Regions from separate parts of the Mus musculus genome. Here region 1 is linked to region 2. A link is a loop called in an ENCODE intact Hi-C map of the cell type or tissue named here. Cell type or tissue: heart. All regions are shown on one strand.

Region 1 (2,500 bases), 370 kb after region 2:
ACTCAGAAGTTCACTGGCCAAGACTGGCCTCCACTCTGAGCTTTAATAGTGTGCAGGGTCAGTCAGTCCTCCATGACCTCTGGCCCCTTCCCACACATCCTCTTAGTTACATCACAAGCCAGAGTAGCACTCCAACACCAACCATTCAGTTACCAGGCACTATACCCATTAGAGCACCATAGTCAGGAACTGACTATCACAGGTGGCAACTGACCGTCACTTTTCCTTTTGTAGATGTACTGCTCCATCTGAAAGTCAAGGTTGGTGCCACCTAAGTGGGTTCCCGCAGCAAGGAATTTGAGGACATCCTCCTCCTTCATCTGCAGGACGTCAAGGGCTCCGGACATTGTGTAAGTTTCCCTTTAAGTTACGATGGGAATCTAAAAAAGGAATAAAATTCATCTTTTTTCTTCTGACACTAGAACTCACAAGATTGCCCTGCCTCCTGAGAGGGGGACTAAAGGCGTATGCCACTAGGCGCAGCACATCATCTGAGCTGAAATGGGTTGTGTTCTTATTCCTCCTTGCCTTTCGATTTTTCTGGCCACCTAGTCACTAAGGAAAGTGACTTTGTCAGCAGAGCACATATAGAAAAACTGGACAGTTGAAGTTAGCGCCTCCGCAGGCACACTGACTACAGGATAGCTACTTAAGTATAGCTGCTTCTTTGCACCGAGAGTTGCGCAAAGGCGGCCATGATCGGGGTGCTTCGGGAGTTGTATTTCGAGACTGGCCGGCAGTTCCCGTCCCATCTCCATGCGCCTCACAAGCACTTTTCCCAGCATCTTGCCGACAGGGCCCTCGAGCGTGGCGCGAACCGCAGAAGGGCCCCGCAGTGGCGCCCGCCCCACCTAACTGCGGGCCAGCACGTGGCGCTGCCGCCAGGAGCCAAGCCGCCCCGGCACACGCAGCCTCGGCGCCCTCCGCGCCCACCCATGGCGCGGGAAGCTAGTAAGCGCGCGTCCCGCGGCGTCCGGAGACGCCGAGGGCTCCACGTGAGACTCACCAAGAACAACGCCGTATGGACCCGTCCCCGGGTAGCGCGAAAGGACGGGCGGCCGGAAATGACGTCCTTAAATAACCCACAGCCAGCCAATGGCAAAGCAGGCTAAGCAAAAAGGGAGAACTTCCGCTCCGGAAAAAGCCTCTGGCGCACGCGCAGATTCAGTGAGTGGGCCCGCTGTAGCGCGCGCGGAGCGGAAGTTAAAGTGGCCCGCGCCTGCGCGGCTGCAGTCGCTGCACAGACCCCAGGCCGGAAGTAGCTGGGGCGAGGGGGGGGAGTGGGGGGGGGGGAGCGAGCGTGGAAAGTCCGTAGCTTTTGGTCCGCTGAGTGACGAATAGGCTTCAAGCTGGGCCACCTATGTCAGGATTAACTCCAGGAGCACACACCCGCCTGCCCCTCTGGTACTGGCTCCTTCCTACATTTGAGAACTACAAAATAGTAGTTACCCAGTAAGATATTACAAAAGTGTTGAAGGGAGCAGGGAGAAATTTGGATGCGTCATCTATTTACAAAGCGTTTATTACTGTATTCCATGTCTCAAGTAATCTAGAGATGACTTGGAGTCTGTGGGAGGGTTGTGGTTATTAGAAAATACCAGACTATTTTTGTTTTGTTTTGTTTTTCGAGACAGGGTTTCTCTGTACAGCCCTGGCTGTCCCGGAACTCACTTTATTGACCAGGCTGGCCTCGAACTCAGAAATCCGCCCGCCTCTGCCTCCGGAGTGCCGGGGCTAAATAAAGGCGTGTGCCACCACGCCCAGCTCAGACCATTTTATATTAGGGACTTGAGCATCTATGGGTTTGGCATCCATAGGTGGTTCTGGAACAAATCCCACAGATACTGAAGGATAACCATATATGCATACAACAAAAATAATAGATCAAAAACCCAGAGGAGTGTGGGTGCAGCTCCGTGGTAGAGTACTAACATCGAAAGGCTCTGGGTTTCTTCAGTTCTTGCTGGGGCAAGAGGACCATGAATTTGAAGCTATAGTCATACTCTGTCTCAAAAATAAATATAAAACGGTAAAACTAAAAAGAACAAAGCATTTAACTTGCCACATCGTGAATGTGTATCAAGATATCTTGTTAAGTAAAACAGAATATTCTAAAATCTATTAAGTGGTATGTTCAGGTCAGGTAGTGGTGGCCTATGCCTGTAATCCTAGCCAGCACTCAGGAGACAGAGGCAAGCAGATCTCTACGAGTTGAAAGCTAGTCTAATCTACAAAAATGAGTTCCAGGACAGCCAAAGCTACACAGAGAAACCCTGTCTTTAAAAAAAAGAAAAAATAGAGTGGCCTAGCTCCCTGCGGCTGTCCTTGGTCACGCTTGGTACCAGGCTGAAGCAGTCAAGATGACCTTATTTCAGCTTAGAAGTGAGCACTGGGTTCATATACTTGTCCCTGTAGGATTTGTCTTTGGGTATTATCTAGACAGAAAGGATGGTGAAAAGCTAACTGCTGCTGGGCCGTGGTATTGCACGCCTTTAATCCT
Region 2 (2,500 bases):
GTATTCAGTAGTGAGAGGGGACAGAGTCAGGGTTGCCTTCGCACAGTCTCCCCTGTGCTGGGCTAGCCTTGCACTCACTATGTACCAGAGGATAGCCTTGAACTTCTCTTCCCACCTCTTGTCAGTTTATGTGTATTTGTTAAGAGGCAAACCCAGGCCCTTGTGCATGCTAGGCAGGAACTCAAGGGGGTGGGATGACGGTTGAGGGAGAATGAGTGTTTGCGAGGGGTAACTGCGGAGCTCTGCTGGCCTTCATGTGGAGAAGGATGGAATCTGATGCCCGTGGAACTGGGCAAGACTCGGCTGTGAGTGCTGACATCAACTGCTTTCCTTACAATGCAAGACAAGAGGGAGCCGGAGGGCCAGGGCCTGGTAAACTACAGCTGCCCAAAGGGCCTGTTGTCAGGGTTACTACTATAGTAAAAGAACACCTCTCAAGATTCTCCAGGGGATACCTGAACCAGGGACCGCCTCGTACGGCACTGCTGGATCCAGAGAAACCAACACCTGGAGCGTCATTTCCAGGAAGTGGAAGAGCCTGATTCTCCGAGGGTTCCCGAATGAATGAGTCTTCCTCTGTACACACACACACACACACACACACACACTCCCCAGCCATACACTGGGAGTGCTGTTATAGACTGTCCAGGCTGTATGTACTCACTACTGACAATGCAGAAGCCTCAGGTTTTTTCTGGCTTATTCACTCACGAGAGGACATAAGCAAATATCTCTGTTGACACAGAACTAACTTCCTGGTGGCATGTGCTGTGGCTGTGTACAGTCCGAGGATAAGGCTGTATAAACACTACCAGTTCTCCCAAGTGACAGAAAGTTAAGACTGCTTTCATGGACAGTAAAAGGGACGGGCTGAGATCAGTGTGGATAACTGCCCACAGGGCTGATTGTAAGGTGATTGTTTGTGTTGGCCAGGAGCCATGGTTTTCTAGGTGTCCACAAGAGGGCGCTAATAGACCACTGCTAGCCTTAATCTGCCTCAGTTTAAATGCATTTCCCCCCTGGTACCCAACCTTTCCATTTTGACACTCTTGGTCTACCAAGTGGGCTGCTAGAGACTCAAACTGTTCTTCCTGTTGTAAATAAACTATCCCTAGCCTCTAGCAAGTCTATGGCTCTCATCTGTTCAGACTCCATCCTGGTGACCAAGGATGGAGGGCCCTTTTCAGACTTCGAGGGATACTGTTTTCATCCTGCTCCCCAAAGCATCAGTCATGACTAACATGGACTAACAATTCTGTCTCCACTCCTTAGACCACGTGTCTTGCCCAAAGGGCTTCAAGAATGGCTTTCAGGTAAGAAGTATGTTTAACAGTAAACTGGAGGTAAAAAGGCCAGCTTTCTTCTGGAGCATTCTAGAGACCCTTCCAAGCTCTCTAGGGTAACTGGGCTACCCTGTACTCTAACCTGTGAGCACTTAAAGACTCCCCAAGAACTTAAACCTTTTTGCGAGTTGACAGCTGTGATCCCTTGTTGAGATAGGGTTTCCAGTATCCCCTGCTGGCCTTCAACTCCTCCATTCTGTTTCTGCTTCTCTAGTGCTAGGATTACAGGCTTGTACCACCACCACACCCAGGTCTGTAACTGCTTCTTGCATGAAGTTTGTAGGTTACTCTCTAGTTAGGGGCGGCAGCGATCAGGATGTCAGCCAGACAGGTGAGCCACCCACTCCTGTTGAGTAGAACTCACCAATCTGATCCTCATAGTCTTGTCATCCCGTGGTGCCTGGGATCTAGAACATCCAAGGACAGCTTGGCAACCCCCCCACCGCCCCCTCTGGTGCCAACCCGACTCCATACTGCTTCCTTGGAGGAACATGTGGAGCCTCCCTTGCATGGCCTCTGCCCTACTCTGTATGCCCACTATCCTGATGGATAAGAGTGATTCTTATCACAAGCCTTGTCCAGTCAGTTCTCTTGCTGAACTTTTAACACGCTGCCACTGAAGACTGCCCTTCACTCATACAGATGCTATGCAGACATCTCGCTTGATGAACAGATGTGCTGGGGTGACCTACTGCTTGACTTCTGGGCTGTAGCCACTCCTTCCTCTAGCTGCAGGATAGCTGGTGACCCAGGAGCTGCACTGCCACCGTGGCTGGGGTGGAACTGTTCCTTTACTGTGATGGACACTACCCCCTCAGGAGAACAGCTTGTCACTAGTCCTTCAGTAGGCAGGGCAGGCTGCTCTGGTGGCCTCCAGAATGCCAGGCTGACAGGCAGAGGAGCCCGTCTACTCCAGACTGTGCTGGGCAGAAGCACCTGGCACTCAACTCCAGGAGTGCTAACCTAAAGCCTTCCACTCTGAAGACACACAGCATCACCCACACCTGCAGGGCACTGCCTCTGGCTAAATGCATTTTGATACACTGAGGGTGACAAACAGCTCTCTCTACCTGTTGTTCTGAAGCTGATGAACCTAGAGGTTTCAGGGAAGAGACAGTTCATGTTCCTAATGTTTCAGCAAAGAAAACAAAGTGCAT

The links. Peaks named below come from ENCODE experiments on the same cell type or tissue, not always from the same donor. Only the 100,000 strongest peaks of a DNase experiment are listed, where the experiment ranks them.
Region 1: a loop joins it to region 2, with 4 times the contacts of the local background. A loop is called at or near these places in 9 of 42 quality-filtered maps.

Annotation. Positions count from the first base shown.
Region 1 is chr9:120,126,337-120,128,836 of GRCm38, reverse strand. It overlaps Rpsa (ribosomal protein SA), which reads right to left and starts at 1,071. Exons shown (of 7, transcript NM_011029.4): 1 at 1,007-1,071; 2 at 215-380. The coding sequence starts at 347. LOC115485682 (a small nucleolar RNA gene) reads right to left here and starts at 57; the gene lies at 1-57. In heart, no CTCF peak of the experiment used is centred here; a DNase peak (open chromatin) is centred at 1,146; H3K4me3 peaks cover 1,871 bases; H3K27ac peaks cover 2,382 bases.
Region 2 is chr9:120,495,338-120,497,837 of GRCm38, reverse strand. No RefSeq gene overlaps it. Among named protein-coding and RNA genes, the nearest start is that of Eif1b, 4.0 kb to the right of the region's middle. In heart, a CTCF peak has its summit at 965 (motif pointing right); a DNase peak (open chromatin) is centred at 947.